Regions from separate parts of the Homo sapiens genome. Here region 1 is linked to region 2. The links are chromatin loops, found by intact Hi-C in ENCODE. Cell type or tissue: ovary. All regions are shown on one strand. Each heading gives the region's core, and the rest is flanking DNA. Links, peaks and the distances in the headings are about the cores only. Region 1 has its middle 19 kb from the start of LACAT1. Region 2 overlaps SEC14L1 (SEC14 like lipid binding 1).

The links. A loop is a pair of places that touch in the nucleus more often than their neighbours do. Peaks named below come from ENCODE experiments on the same cell type or tissue, not always from the same donor. Only the 100,000 strongest peaks of a DNase experiment are listed, where the experiment ranks them.
Region 1: a loop joins it to region 2, with 2.9 times the contacts of the local background. A loop is called at or near these places in 2 of 110 quality-filtered maps.

Annotation. Positions count from the first base shown.
Region 1 is chr17:77,231,075-77,239,408 of GRCh38, reverse strand. No RefSeq gene overlaps it. Among named protein-coding and RNA genes, the nearest start is that of LACAT1, 19 kb to the left of the region's middle. RefSeq lists enhancers at 3,568-3,862, 4,987-6,186. In ovary, for the core only: no CTCF peak of the experiment used is centred there; DNase peaks (open chromatin) are centred at 3,688 and 3,957; H3K4me3 peaks cover 610 bases; H3K27ac peaks cover 355 bases.
Region 2 is chr17:77,170,524-77,178,857 of GRCh38, reverse strand. The region is part of intron 3 of SEC14L1 (SEC14 like lipid binding 1); the gene reads right to left. Among named protein-coding and RNA genes, the nearest start is that of SEC14L1, 34 kb to the right of the region's middle. In ovary, for the core only: no CTCF peak of the experiment used is centred there; no DNase peak of the experiment used is centred there.

The DNA of each region.
Region 1 (8,334 bases), core at 329-8,328, 60 kb before region 2:
CCTGCCTTGACCTCCCAAAGGTTTGGGATTACAGGCATGAGCCACCATGCCCGGCCTGAAGTGTTTTGTTTTTTTTTTTTTGAGATGGAGTCTCGCTCTGTCGCCCAGGCTGGAGTGCAGTGGCGCTATCTCGGCTCACTGCAAACTCCGCCTCCCGGGTTCAGGACATTCTCCTGCCTCAGCCTCCCGAGTAGCTGGGACTACAGGCACCCACCACTGCGCCTGGCTAATTTTTTCTATTTTTAGTAGAGACGGGGTTTCACCGGGTTAGCCAGGATGGTCTCGATCTCCTGACCTCATGATCCGCCCGCCTCAACCTCCCAAAGTGCTGGGATTACAGGCGTGAGCCACCGCGCCTGGCCTGAAGTGTTTTTTATATTGACAATGAAGACACCACCATAAAGCTAAGCGAGAGAAATAGGATGGATGCTGGCATTATTCAGAAGTGAACCCTTTGCCATCTGGCCCCAGAGTCCCAGTTCCTGATCTGGAAGCCTGTGTTCTCTGCCCCATCAGGGCGTGGACCTTCCATCTTAGGAGAAGCTGCTCAGATTATGCTAACGAGGGCAGGATCTGGTGGAAGAGTGTCTACACCTGCCAAGCCCTTGGAAAAAGCTTCTGCAGGGGCCTGGAATTGAATCACCTTGGCTCTTTGTACCACCAAGGAGATTAATGTCTGTCCTGTCTGAGCATTGTGATCTCAGGGTCGTCTGTGGGAGATTTCAACCTTAGGTGGATTCCAGTCTCATCTTTCATCAGAATCACGCACACCACACCTGCTGCCCCATTTCCGAAGATGGAGCCCCAATCTGGGAGCTTGTGCTAGGGGCCCAGCCCCAGCTCCATCCCAGGGGCTCACTGTGTGACTTCAGTCAAGTGTCTTAACCTTTCCGGGCCTCAGTTTCATCCTCTCAGTCATAAAAGTGCTAGTTTAGATCAATGATTCTCAGCTAGGGGCAGTTTTGCCCACATGGGGAACATTAAACAGTGTCTGGCTGGACACGGTGGCTCACACCTGCAATCCTAGCACTTTGGGAGGCCGAGTTGGGAGGATCACTTGAGATCAGGAGTTCGAGACCAGCCTGGCCAACATGGTGAAACCCTTTCTCTACTAAAAATTTAAAAATTAGCCAGGCGTGGTGGTGGGTGCCTGTAATCACAGCTACTCGGGAGGCTGAGGCAGGAGAATCGCTTGAACCCAACCCAGGAGGTGGAGGTTGCAGTGAGCTGAGATCATACCACTGCACTTCTGCCCGGGTGACAGAGCAAGACTCCGTCTTGAAAAAACAAAAAAAAAAAAACAGTGTCTGGAGACATTGTTGGTTGTCACAGCTGGGTGGGTGCTAGTGGCATCTGGTGGGTAGAGGCCAGAGACGCTGCTAAACATCCTAGAGTGCACACAGGACGGCTCCCCCCGCAGAGAATGACCCTGCACAGCATGTCAGCCGTGCCTGCTGAGAAACCTGCCATAGACAAACCCAGCCCATTGCTGGCTGCCACGGTGGTCAGGACGGCCCAACAGCACCAAGACCGTCCCTAACTCTCGGTGGGCAGGACCTGAACTAGGGAGGTGGAGAAGGCTCACTGCCAAGCTCACCACTGTCCCTGATGCCTTCCAGGGAACTCTGGTGATATTCCAGTAGGATTTCCTTGGAAACATCCTCCTGCTCTGCAAACACTGGAGATTGCATGAGGAGCAGATGGCTGAGCCCTGAGCATGTGACAGCCAGCGCTGGGAACTCAGTGGGACAAAAGGTCACACTGGGGCATCAAGGTGACCAAGTCCTGGACCTGCTGTCTTTCCTCCATTCTGCCTTCTTTTTGGTTTCTGTATGAGTCCGTTCTCACACTGCTCTAAAGAAATACCTGACACTGGGTAATTTATAAAGGAAAGAGGTTTAATTGACTCACAGTTCCACATGGCTGGGGAGGCCTCATGAGACTTACAATCATGGCAGAAAGCAAGAGAGAAGCAAAGGCATGTCTTACATGGCAGCAGGCAAGAGAGAGTGAATGAGCGAAGGAGGAAGAGGCCCTTATAAAACCATCAGATCATCTGAGAACTCACTCACTATCTCGGGAACGGTATAGGGGAACCGCTGCCATGACCCAATCACCTCCCACCAGGTCCCCCCTTCAACACATGGGAATTATGGGGATCACAATTGGAGATGAGACTTGGGTGGGAACATAGAGCCAAACTAAATCACTAAATCAGTCTCTTTCTTTCTTTTCCTTTTTTTTTTTTTTTTTTTTTTTTTGAGACGTAGTCTTGCTCTGTCACCCAGGCTGGAATGCAGTGGTGTGATCTTGGCTCACTGCAACCTCTGCCTCCTGGGTTCAAGCAATTCTGCCTCAGCCTCCCTAGTAGCTAGGATTATAGGCGCCTGCCACCATGCCTAGCTAATTTTTGTATTTTTAGTACAGATGGGGTTTCGCCACGTTGGCCAGGCTGGTCTTGAACTCCTGACCTCAGGTGATCCGCCCGCATCAGCCTCCCAAAGTGCTGGGATTACAGGCATGAGCCACTGCACCCAGCCTCTTTTCTCTTCTGTTTTCTTTCTCTCTCTTTTCTTTCTCTCTCCTTTCTTTCCTTCCTTTTTTTTCCTTCCTTCATTTTCCTTCCTTCTTTCTTTCTTTTTTGACACAGGGTCTCTCTCTGGAGTGCAGTGGTGCCATCACAGCTCCCTGCAGCCTTGACCTCCCAGGCTCAAGCAATCCTCCCACCTCAGCCTCCCAAATAGCTGGGACTACAGGCATATGCCACCATGGCCGGCTAATTTTTTTGTATTTTTTTGGTAGCGACAAAGTCTCCCTATGTTGCCCAGGTTGGTCTTGAACTCCTGGGCTCAAATGATCCTCCCACCTTGGCCTTCCAAAGTGCTGTGATTACAGGCATGAGCCACTGCACCTGGCCTTGCTGGTTCTTTAAGAGCCCCAGCTAGGACACTTGGAGACGAATGGGTCTTGCCTTTTTACCTCAGCTGGCTAACACTACAATGCCCCTTAGATTGAGAGATGTTCACTACATATTTTGAGAGACAGAAAAACCAATATTCTTTAGTTTGTTTTTTTTATTTTGGGTTTTTTGTTTTGGGCTTTTGTTTTGTTTTTTGTTTTTTTCTTGAGACGCAGTTTCGGTCTTGTCACCCAGGCTGGAGTGCAGTGGCACAATCTCGGCTCACTGCAACCTCCGCCTCCCAGGTTCAATCAATTCTCCTGCCTCAGCCTCCTGAGCAGCTGGGATTACAGGCGCCTGCCACCACGCCTGGCTAATTTTTGTATTTTTAGTAGAGGGGGTTTCGCCATGTTGGCCAGGCTGGTCTCGAATTCCTGACCTCAGGTGATGCACCTGTCTCAGTCTCCCAAACTGCTGGGATTATGGGCATGAGCCACCATGCCCAGCCTGTTTGTTTTTTGAGAGAGGGTCTCTTGTTCTGTCACCTAGGCTGGAGTGCAGTGCTGCAATCTTGGCTCGCTACAACCTCCACATCCTGGGCTCAAGCGATTCTTCCACCTCAGTCTCATAAGTAGCTGAGACTGCAGGCTCGCGCCACCATGTCTGGCTACCAGGTTCTATTTAGTTTTTTTTAAAATAAAAATCTGCATGCCTCTTTCAAATCTGTAGTGGGAATCAGACCCCGCACAGGAAATGTCCATCAACTCCAGGGGCCCGGAAATGGCACTGGCCAAAAACACACGCCTGGCAGAGCCGAGCTGGTTTCCGGAAGAATGTGTCAGCAAAGCATCCCCACTTTTCTCCAGCTTGCATTTTCTCTTCAGCTTTCTCTTACGCTTTTCCAAACCACACAGCTTCTTGGGAGGCATGTTGAAGTGTTTAAAAATGAAGCAATAAAAATAAATCACTTGTTCTCGGAAGACAGCCGGCTGGTTATTTAGCTGCATGTTTCAGCGGACTAAATGCTGACACAGGGCTGTTCCTCGGGCACCCAGGCAGCTGTGCCGCAGACAGGGTGCCTCAGAAAAGACTCTTGTCATGTCCACCAAAGGACATTCTGCTCCCTGTGGTGGCCAAAAACCCCTTCACGCTGGGGCTACACAATGTGATGTTAGCACTGTGTTTTTTTTATTCCTGGGTTATTTCCACACTCCTTTTTTTTTTCTTTTGGAGACAGTTTCGCGCTTGTTGCCCAGGCTTGAGTGCAATGGTGTGATCTCCGCTCACTGCAACCTCCGCCTCCCAGGTTCGAGTGATTCTCCTGTCTCAGCCTCCCAAGTAGCTGAGATTACAGGTGCCCATCACCACACCCAGCTAATTTTTTGTAGAGAGGAGTTTTCACCATGTTGGCCAGGCTGGCCTCGAACTCCTAACCTCAGGTGATGCACCCGCTTTGGCCTCCCAGAGTACTGGGATTACGGGCATGAGCCACCACGCCTGGCCACCACACTCCTCATAATTGTCTAATTGTCCCAGGCAGCCACCCAGCCGGCCCTGGCCCTCCCTGGTGATCTGCTGGGGCTCCTCTCACCACCCCGATGCCCTTCCCACCCTAGACCCAGCATCAGTTCCCTAAAGGGTTTCTCCAGAGTTTCAAAGAGCTGGCCATAAGCTTTGTCATGCAGACACTGAATCTAGAGGACCATTTAGGACTCATTAAAAGCTCGACCTCACTCCTTACACAAAACCCACCAGATGCATCAGAGATTTCAGTGTAAAAAAATAAAGCCATGAAGGCCGGGTGCGGTGGCTCACGCCTGTAATCCCAGCACTTTGGGAGGCCGAGGCAGGAGGATCACTTGAGTTCGAGACCAGCCTGGCCAACGCAGTGAAACCCTGTCTCTACTAAAGATACAAAAATTAGCTGGGCATCATGGCACGTGCCTGTAATCCCAGCTACTTGGGAGGCTGAGGCACGACAATCACTTGAACTCGGAGGGGAAGGTTGCAGTGAGCCGAGATGGCACCACTGCACTCCAGCCTTGAGTGAGACTCTGCCTCTAAACAAAATAAAAATAAAATTTTAAAAAGCCATGAAAGTACGAGAAAAAAAGGTAGGAGGAGAATTAAACATGCAAAAGTCGTTTCCAAGCTGATACAAAACCCAGAGGCTACTGAGAAAGAGAATACCTTTGACCTCATAAATATTACGACTTTCATTGCAGCAGGTGGGGTTGAGGGGAGGAAGTCAAAGTCAAATGAGAAAAGGCAGCTGTTTCCCATCTCACTCAGAACTCAAGCCAAAAAGCTGGTGTCCTTACCAAGACCCATAAGGCCTTGCAGGACCTGACCGGCCCCCCACACCCGCCAAGTCCCGCTGACCTCATCCCTGTATTTGTCAGAATGAACTCATTTTTGCTGACCTCATCCCTCTATTTGTCAGAATGAACTCATTTTTGCTGACCTCATCCCTGTATTTGTCAGAATGAACTCATTTTGCTGACCTCATCCCTGTATTTGTCAGAATGAACTCATTTTTGCAGTGGTGACAAATAAGCCCTGATGTCTCCAAGACACGATACACTACAGATTTACTTCTCGCTCACGCTAAGTCCAGAGCGAGCCAGGCAGCTCCCCAGAGCAGCAGCGGCTCCACGCGGTGACTCACCCATCCAGGCTGCCACAATCTTGTTTCAACAAACTCAATGCGTGGCCTCCAGCCATCATCAAGAAGCAGAAGGCAGGCCAGGCATCGCTCACCTGTTCCTCATGCCTCTGCCCAGGAGTGGCCCACGTTCCTTCCCGTCGTGGGGGCCTGGGCCAACTGCGCGGTGCCGCCTGTCTGTAGCGGGGCCGGTTATGGGGGTGGCCATGAATTATTTGGTGAATGTGCCTCCCTCTCCCGCAGCTCACTCGCCCGGCTACACTGACTCTGGTGCTTTATCTTGAACACCCTGAACTCCTGTCTCATGGCCTTTAAATTAGCTCTTCTCTCTTTCTGGAATGTTCTTCTCCAGGGAATCTGCTTGGCTGGTTCCCTTACCTCCCTCAGTGTAATTCAACAGAAAAGCATCAAAGAATGTAATTAGAACATGGGCAAGAGATATGAAATATTTTACCAAAAAGGATATACGGATGGCAAATAAGCACGTGAAAAGACGTTCAATATCGTGAGCCATTAGGGAAATTCACATTACGACTACAATAAGATATCACTGCGTTAACTATCAGAACGGCTGAAACAAAAAATGGTGGCAACACCAAATGCTAATGAGGATGCAGAGAAATAAGATCACGCACACACTGCTGGCGGGAACAGTACAGTTACTCTGGAAAACAGTCTGGCAGTTTCTTTTCTTTTTTTGAGACGGGATCCCACTTTGTTACCCAGGCTGGGGTGCAGTGGTGTGATGTCGGCTTATTGCAACCTTGACCTCCTGGGCTCAAGTGATCCTCCCACCTCAGCCTCCTAAGTAGCCGGGACCACAGGCACATGCCACCATGCCTGACTAATTTTCTGTATTTTTAGTAAAGATGGGATTTCACCATGTTGCCCAGGCTGGTCTCAAACTCCTGAGCTCATGTGACCCTCCTGCCTTGGCCTCCCAAAGTGCTGGGATTACAAGCGTGAGCCACTGCGCCAGGACAGCAGTTTCTTATCAAACAAAACACGCAACTAACTACCACATGACACGGCGGCTATTGTACTGCCTGGAAAAACGAAAGTTTACGTCCACATAAAAATCAGTACACCTGCCTCAGAAGGAGCAGGCATCAAAAAAAAATTGGGACTGGGCACAGTGGCTCATGCCTGTAATCCCAGCACTTTGGGAGGCCAAGGCAGGTGGATCACTTGAGGTCAGGAGTTCGAGACCAGCCTGGCCAACATGGCGAAACCCCGGTCTCTACTAAAAATACAAAAATTGGCTGGGCGTGGTGCTGCACACTTGTAATCCCAGCTACTCGGGTGGCTGAAGCAGGAGAATCACTTGAACCTGGAAAGCGGAGGTTGCAGTGAGCTGAGATCACGTCACTGCACTCCAGCCTGGGCAACAGAGTGATACTCTGTCTCAATAAATAAATAAATAATAAGACTGGTGGATTGTCCCAACATTGATAGCCTGGTTGTGGTAGCGAATTATAATTTTGCAAGATGTTGCCATTGGCGGAAAATGAGTAAAGGGTCAAAGGAATTTCTCAGTGTGATTTCTTGCAATTGCATGTGGATCTACAATTATCTCCATCAAAATTTTAATTAAAAAACAGACACAAGGGCTGGGCGTGGTGGCTCACACCTGTAATCCCAGCACTTTGGGAGGCTGAGGTGGGCGGATCACCTGAGGTCAGGAGTTCGAGACCAGCCTGGCCAACATGGTGAAAACCCATCTCTATTAAAAATACCAAAAAAATTAGCCGGGCATTGTGGCCAGTGCCTGTAATCCCAGCTACTCGGGAGGCTGAGGCAGGAGAATAATCGCTTGAACCTGGGAGGCGGAGGTTGCAGTGAGCCGAGATGGCGCCACTGCACTCCAGCCTGGGCAACAAGAGCGAAACTCCGTCTCAAACAAACAAACAAACAAAATAGACACAAGGCTTTTCCTTCATTATTGTGAAACCCAATTCAATTGCTTCATTTTGGTTTTGCTGTTTAAAAAAATAAAATAAATTAAAATAAATAAACCAGGGTGGCATTACTAGCAAACTTGTAATCACACAGAATCCACTTTGGCTGGAAGACCCGGCTTCTGTGCAAACACTCTGGAGTCCTGTCTTCATTGACTCTGGATCTTGTGGCAAGAGAAGGTGCACAACACCGTCACCATCTGAGCACAGGGAAACACGGCCCATCTCCTCAGCTAAGTCCTAATTAGCTTAGTCCTGTGGTCGTAAAACCAAATTCCACAGGAGTGGAGAATGTCAAGAGGGGGCCGTGCACAGAATTACAATAGGTCCCTGTCCTTGCTCTTCTTGCATAGCTCAGATGTTCTCTATTTTGCTTTCAAAAGCAAAGGGCCTTCCATCCCTTCCATCCATTGCTCTCTCCATAGAGTCAGCAAAGATCAGTAGTTCATAAACTAGGAGCACAGCAGCATGTGGGTCCTTCACTCATCTACACCCTGAAAATGTTCTTGAAAAGTTCTCAAGCAAGAAGCCAACTGCTCCTCTTCCTGCGGCCCCAGCAAATCTCAGCAGGCCCCAAAGGCTGGAACCAGACAAGCGGGCCCATACATCCCCATGTCCTAGAGCAGGAACCTGGGCCACCCCTGCAGGAATCCCTGAGGATCAGGAAATCGGTTCACCAGCGTGGCTCGTCATCCAACCCCACTACAGACAGGTTTTAGATCAGTGACATTCCCAGAAGTATTTCCCCTCCATTCCCAGATCACCTGCTGTATTAGTCCATTTCCACACTGCCATAAAGATACTACCCGAGA
Region 2 (8,334 bases), core at 199-8,198:
CACAGAGAGTCCCCAGCTCCTACCGGTCCGTGCGCTGCTGAGAACGTGGCCACGCTGCCGGCGTGCCAGCATTACTGCCTGAGCTCCACCTCCTGTCACATCAGTGGCAGCATCAGACTCTCACAGGAGTGAGAGCCCTATTGTGAACTGCACACACAAGGGATTGAGGCTGCACGCTCTGTAAGCTGCATGCTCCGTAAGAGAATCCAATGCCTGATGATCTGAGGTGGAAGAGTTTCGTCCCGAAACCATCCCCCTTCACCCCACAATCCGTGGAACAACTGTCTTCCACAAAACCAGTCACTGGTGCCAAAAAGGCTGGGGACCACTGCTTTAACAGAGACCTTCACATGACTTTATTAGCAGGCAACAGTGACACAATTCTAAAGGACCTTGAAAAAATTACCCACAAAATTAAAAACTTCACACGTAAAAAGTTTTAATTCCACAGAGAGGTCACTCATCTGATTTATCCACATTATATTTTAAAATAATGTCAAAAAACACACAGTAGTAGGTTTGTTTCCTGACCTCTTAAAATAACTCAAGTTAGTGACACCCACACTGTGTTTGACTCTATTCTGGAAGGCCGTGTTCTTGCAGCTCTGAGTGGCAGGTGGGATGGGAGTGCTATGAACCAAAATTACTGACGACGGTCTCCTCCTCAAGAGCAAGAGAAGCTGCTACTAAATACAGCTCCATCCGCTTTAAGATTTTCTGCCATAAATTTCCCTAAACCTTTGGGTCCTAGAAACAAGTGCTAGTGCATGAACACTGCACTCAAAAAAAAAAGGGGGGGGGGAGGGGAAGAAAGGGAAAAAGCCACGAGTACAAAGGGGCAGGCAAGCAAATCTTAGCAAAGAACTAGGGCATTACCCACCAAACCTAATTTGACAGCTCTGTGACACCCCCAACTCTGTCCCCCAATGACAGTGGCTATGATTTTATACTCTTCATAGGACAGCCATGTGTCCTGTCAAAATTGTTCCTGGTCCATACAAAAGAACTAGGTATATGTCAGTTATTTCACAGTATCCAGCAGAGGATTACAGCTTCTAAGTTTTGAACCACTGCTATAAGCACAAAACAAGAATAAAAACAAAAAATTATGCTCAAAAGAAAAATAATCATCTGCTAAAACACTAGCATGTCTACATTTGGCTAAAGCAAGACTACTATTCAGATCTAGCATTAGATATAATGTTTTAAGAGGGGGTCAGTTTCAGATTGTTCTAGTTAAAGACAAACACTATTCCCTCTCTCCTTGCTGAAACTAACATACATGCAACTAACCATAGCTAAAACTGGTTTAACAAGGTCTTCTGGAATATTTTCTCTTAAAGTACTTTTAATGTATTCTTCTTCAAGAATTTCCAGCCAAGACTACCTGGAAACTTTTGTTAACACTATTTAATAGGCTGACATAGAGTTACTGAGCTTTCAAATGAAATTCAAAGTATAATCTAGTATGCCTGATCAATTGTATCTTTTGCATTTAAATTTAAATTAGAAAAATAAGGCCCATCATTATTCTACTGTCTGTTACATTTCTGAACGATCTCAATACGGACATCTCAGACATCAGCCCGGGGGCTCTATGTTTTAAATTTGCTCACTGTCCTGAACATAATCATCTCAGACATTCCTGACCAGCTCATCTGGGTACATTTGTCCTTCAGCACTGTCACATGTGTTCCTTGATGTCTCAGTAACTTTCATGGTGCCTCAAGACCAAAAAAATTGATGATTTATTAAGTTACTATGTCCAAACAATTTAAAAAGCATTTATGTCCTAATAACTTAGTAACCATTTGAAAAAATAATAAACTTAAGTTGAAGAAAAAATGTCTTTGCTTCATTCTTAATCAGAAGGATTTCTAAGGATGTGTAAAGTTGCATCGTCAAAATCCAAAGACATGTACAACACAGAGTGAACCTAAACTACAGATTCTAGTTAAAAATAACATAATTGGCCAGGTGCAGGGGCTCACGCCTGTAATCCCAGCACTTTGGGAGGTCAAGGTGGGCGGATCACCTGAGGTTGGGAGTTCAAGAACACTCTGAACAACATGGAGACACCCCGTCTCTACTAAAAATACAACAACTAGCCGGGCATGGTGGTAGGCACCTGTAATCCCAGCTACTCAGAAGGCTGAGGCAGGAGAATCACTTGAACCTGGGAGGTGGAGGATGCAGTGAGCCAAGACTCTGCCATTGCACTCCAGCCTGGACAACAGAGCGAGACTCTGTCTCAAAAACAAACGAACAAACAAAAAACCATAATTATTGTGTAAGAGACATCCAGTGGGGAAAAAATAATGTTGTCAATATTAGTTCATCAATTTTAACAAACATACTGATAGAGGCAGGAGGCAGACAAATGCCTAGGCAGACAGGAGCAGGTCCCCAGTGAAATCCAACCTTCAATCTGGAGAGAGTCCTGGGTAAATCCTCACACGGGACTGAGAACCCACCTTCTCATTTGGCACAGTTTCCTCTGATTGATCCGTCTTTCACCTATTTTACATATACCTATCCTTTCCTAATTGGTTTACTTTTTTTTTTTCAAGACTGAGTTTCGCTCTTATTGCCCAAGCTGGAGTGTAATAGCATGATCTCGGCTCGCTGCAACCTCTGCCTGCTGGGTTTGAGTGATTCTCCTGCCTCAGCCTCCTGAGTAGCTGGGATTACAGGTGTGCAGCACCACGCTCAGCTAATTTTTGCCTTTTTAGTAGAGACAGGGTTTCACCATGTTGGTCAGGCTGGTCTCAAACTCCTGACCTCAGGTGATCCACCTACCCTGGCCTCCCAAAGTGCTGGGATTACAGGCATGAGCCACCATGTCCAGTCTCCTAATTGGTTTTCTACACTATCATGCCCACCTTTGAGTGGTGTCTTCACTTTAACCTTTTTTGCATACTCACAAACCAATCAGCACACACTCCCTATTCTGAGCCCATAAAAAGCCCTGGGCTCAGCTACACGGAGGCCGGAAATTAAAGAAAAATAAAATTTAAAAGAAAGAGAAATAAGTTTTCCTGTATTAGGCTGATTTGTCCCAGAGGCAGCAACAGGCACAGCCGAGACCCAGGAAAAGTCTTGATAATATTATCTAATGTGCTCTGGAGACTTTCCCAGCACTCCCTCAACACAGGGAGAAGAAAAAACAAATTTTTCTTTGTTTTATAGAATGAGTTTATAGATTCCTGTTCTCTGTAACTAGTGACTTCAAGTATTGTTTTATCTAAGAAATACAATGAAGGTCATGAAAAGCCTGAGTAGGCCGGAACTACAGCTGCCCGGGCACCACAGTGAAGGTTATAGGATAAGTCCATGCCTAGGCAAACACAGATAACGGACATCTGGGTTGCATAGCAACAGTTATGTGCAATCCTGAGTTATGAACCTGTAACGATTTAATTAACTGTCTTTGTCCCACCTCTGTATCCCTGCTTTCACGCCACTATAAGCTTGCTTTAGCTAGCCCACCCCCTTCTGTGAAGTGTGTATAAAAGTCAAGTGCTGTCTTTGTTCTGAGCCCAACCTTTGGGTGTGAATCTGCTGGGCCTGAGTGCACTCAATAAAAGATTCTCCTGTTTTAACCCGAGATCTCTCTCTCGTCCTCCTGAATCCTGCAACAATACTAGCGCCAGAGATGATGAATTCCTCTTCAAAGGGTTTAACTGTGTAACGTCCTTGTTCTTTGTTCAGAAGCCCAACCTCCTTATACTCTCTTGTTTCTGGCCTGCAAACAACCCTCCTGCTCTTGTTGTGCCCTGACATGCTCACACAAGTCCAGACATACCTTGTACTGTAACAGACAGACTGCTCCTATCCCCTCTTTCTCTTACAAATCATGCGTTTATCCTATTCAAAAAAGTTTTAAGTCTTAGCCAACTGGGATCAGTTTAGATTGTACAGTCCAATCCTAGCCAACAGGGGAAGGACACCGACAGGAACTGCGTTAGGGATAAAAACCCCTTCCCTCCTTTGTTCAGTGTGCTCTTGCAGTCGTAACAGATGCAGGCGGCACCCTTCTGCAAAAGTAAATTGCCTTGCTGAGAAATCCTTTGTCTCAGTGCTAGTTTTTCTCTTGAGCACAGCTTACTTGTTCCCAACAATCTGGGGGCCCATCCAGGATTCCCATTCTCCTCTGGGGAAGGGTCTCCAGTCCTCACTCGTGAGGAGACAGGTCCCACTGCCTCGTTGTGGTGGCCTCAAGGGTTAGGGATCGAGACCCACCTGGTGTGACGAATAAACCCGGACGCTTAGCAACGCGGGAGAAAAAGGCCTACAAATACCACAGTGACCAGGTAACTCTGTGCAGAGACAAAGGTTAAGAAAAAACACAATGGCAGTGCAGTATTTCCTTGGTGGTCAGGACATCCTGGAGGTTGAAAGTGTGTGAATGAGACGCACAATTGAGTGTGGAGTCCGGATCTGTGGTTCCGTGGTCACCTCATACAGCTTAGGACAGCTTGCCTGTCTTGCCTGTCGGGGGATCATACCGACCCACCAACGCTAAGGGGGACCTGAAAATTCCCACAAAGGAAGCAGCCAGAGAAGGATTAAGCAGAAGCAAAAGAATGCAAGAAATCTCAAGTAAGGGGGGTTGGGCCTCTAAAGAAAGAGTGCAAGAGGCCAGGCGCAGTGGCTCATGCCTGTAATCCCAGCACTTTGGGAGGCTGAGGTAGGCAGATCACAAGGTCAGGAGTTCAAGACCAGCCTGGCCAACATGGTGCAACCCCATCTCTACCAAGGAAATAAATAAATAAATAAAATACAAAAAATTAGCCAGGTGTGGTGGTGTGTGCCTGTAGTCCCAGCTACTTGGGAGGCTGAGGCAGAAGAATCGCTTGAACCCAGGAGGCAGAGGCTGCAGTGAGCGGAGATCGTGCCATTGCACTCCTGCCTGGGCAACAGAGCAAGACTCCACCTTAAAAAAAAAAAAAGAAAAAAAGAAAGGGTGCAAGAAATCTCTAGTAAGAGAGGTTGAGCCTCACAAACTCAAAAAAACACCTTCTCCAGGATGCGAAATACCCCAAGCAAGACAATAGAATTTCCCGGGACAGCCCCTTAGGTCTCCTGCTAAAATACTGGAAAGATAATGAAAGGACTAAAAATAAGAAAAAGCAACAAATGATAAAATACTGTTGTTTTATTTGGACTAAGGAAACTATCCTCAAACCATCAGTTTTCTGGCTACAGTTTGGGTCAAATGAGGATTGGATTTGTCAACTTTTAATAGAGTATGTGAATAACAAGAGTCCTGTCCCTCAGGAGGAGATACGCTATGCCCTGTGCTGACGGCAGGGGCCTGTCCACCTCTACCCCCTCAAAGCCAGTAAGAATAAGCCAGAAACTACTTACCCTATAGAAACTAAGGCCCCCACCCCTAAGCAACCCACATGGGATCCTTTAGACCATCTGCCTCAGCCAGATACCTCTCACCTCCCTCCCCCTCAGGCAGCCGCCCTGGACCCTTCCCCCGACTCACGTTGTGCCCCCTCTTTATAATCCTAACTCCTGGAATCATTCCCAGCCTCAGGGCCCTCCCCCAGGAAGACTTCGGTGCGAGACAGAACAATGTAAAAAGGATATTCAAAACTTCCCTTTCCCCACCACTTCTAAAGAGTTAGCTCCAACTCTCTTCCCCTTAAGGGAAGTGCCCCTCAGAGGAGGCTAAATGCTCCATTAACTAGCTCAGAGGTCCGAAACCTACAAAGGGAGCTCAAACCACTCTTAAGTGACCCTTATATAGTGGCTGACCAGATTAATCAATTTCTCAGACCCCAGATATATACTTGGGCTGAGCTAATGTCTATCCTAGGTATTCGCTTTTTAGGAGAAGACAGGAGCATGATTCGCAGGGCTGCTATGACAATTTGGGAACGTGAGCATCCCCCAGGTCAGAACGTCCCAGCAGCTGAGCAAAAACTTGCGGCCACAGATCCTCAATGGGATAGTAACAACGCAGCCTACTGGAGGAATATGCAAGACCTTGGAGAACTGATAATTAAAGGAACTCAAAAATCTGTATTCCGCATCCAAAACATTCCCAAAGCTTTCTATATACAACAAGGGAAGGATGAAGGACCTACAGAGTTCTTAGAAAGGCTCAAGGAGCAAGCGAGGATATATGCAGGTCTAGGTTTAGAAGACCCTCTTGGGCAGGGGATGTTAAAGCTCCATTTTGTTACCAATAGTTGGCCAGACATCACAAAACACGTTATAGAAAATAGAGAACTGGAAAGATAAATCTATAGAGCAGCTTTTGAGAGACGCTCAAAAGGTATATGTACGAAAAGACGAGGAAAAGAAAAGCAAAAACAAAAAGCAAGGATCATGCTGTCCGCCCCACAACAGAACACTCAGGGGCCAAAACCTATAAAGAACTTAAGCCCCCACTTTCCAGGCCATATAAAGGCTATAAAACAGCACAGCCAAAGAACCCAAAAGTAGAGAGGGAAAAGGGCAAAACAAATGCTTCAAGTGTGGAAAAATAGGCCACTTTAAAAAGGAATGTCCCAGATGGGAAAAAGAGAAAGAAGTCATTCTACTCATGACCTTGGAGGAAGAATACGGCGGTCAAGGGCTCCACTCTTTTTTTTACCTCAAGTCCCACCAAGAGCCCTTGATAAATTTAGAGGTGGGACCCAAACCTGAGCTTATCACCTTTTTCATTGATTCAGGAGCTGCTCGCTCCTCAGTTTGTTATCTTCCCCCTGGTGTAACTTGTTCACAGGAAAAACTTTTTATTTCGGGAGTAAAAGAAGAGGGGTTTAAAGCAAAAATCTTAGAAGAAACAGAAATTAAATATAAGGACCGCTCAGTAAATATTAAACTTCTGTTAATCCCGGAGGCAGGAACAAACCTATTTAGGAAGAGATTTAATGCTAAAATTAAACCCAGACCTCTATGTTAACCAAGAAAAATTCCTCCCCTCCCTAAATTTGCTCACTACCCTAGATAAAGGATACATCCATCCAGATGTATGGTCAAAAGAAGGAAATCGAGGCAAGTAATAAAAGAAAAAAGGCATAACGGGTACTCAGTAGTAAACGGAGATATCCTCACAGAAATAAAATCGGGAAGATTACCTAATAACGGGTCTGCACCTGCTCTGCGCAAACATGTGAGCTGTTTGCATTAAATCAAGCCTTAAAATTTCTGCAAAACCAGGAAGGAACTATTTATACAGACTCCAAGTATGCTTTTGGAGTGGTCCACACCTTGGAAAAATTTGAACAGAGCAAGGCCTCATTAACAGTAACTTAGTCCACAGGGACATAATAATTCAAGTATTAGAAAATCTATAGTTGCCAGAACAAATAGCTGTTGTTCACGTCCCAGGTATCAAAGAAATCTTTCCTTTAGAAGCTGAGGGAATAATCTTGCTGACCAAATAGCCAAGCAAGCTGCCTCTTCCCCAACGGGAACCCATTTTCCATTTAACTCCTTGTCTCCCTCCCCCAGCCACAGTCCCCGTCTTTTCCCATAACAAACAAGAAAAGTTAAATGAAATAGGAGCCAAAGAAAGCTCAGAAGAAAAACGAATATTACCAGATGAGAGGGAAATGTTGCCTAAACCTCTCATAAGAGGGATGTTGTCTCAACTCCATCAAGGAACTCACTGGGGTCCCCAGGCTATGTGTGATGCCGCTCTCGGAGTTTATGGGTGTATAGAAATCTATACCCTTGCTAGGTAAATTGTGGATAGTTGTATAATATGCAAAAAAAACTAATAAATCAACAAATAAGATGCAAGCCCTTGGGGGAAAAAACTCAGGGTTAACGCCATTCCAAAAAATTCAAATTCATTACACTGAAATGCCCCCAGTAGGCCATGTTAACTATTTATTAATAATAGTAGATCATCTCACCCACTGGGTAGAGGCCATCCCTTTCCCAAACACAACAGCTAAACATGTAGTTAAAACCTTATTAAAACAAATTATACCTAGGTTTGGAATTATAGAAAACACTGATTCAGACAATAGAACCCAATTCACTGCCCTCGTTATTAAAGGGCTCACTCAAGCACTAGGAATAAAATGGGAATATCATACACCAAGGCATCCACCCTCATCAGGAAAAGTAGAAAGAATGAACCAAACTTTAAAAAATCATTTAACCCAACTAATTTTAAAAACCCAGCTACCTCGGACAAAATGCCTTCCTATTGCCCTGTTCAGAGTCCAAACAGCCCCGCAAAAGGACACTGGCCTCTCTCCTTATGAAATGCTTTATGGACTGCCTTACTTAAACTCTAATACTGACATTCCCACTTTTGAAACAAAGGATGAATTTCTCAAAAACTATGTATCAGGTCTG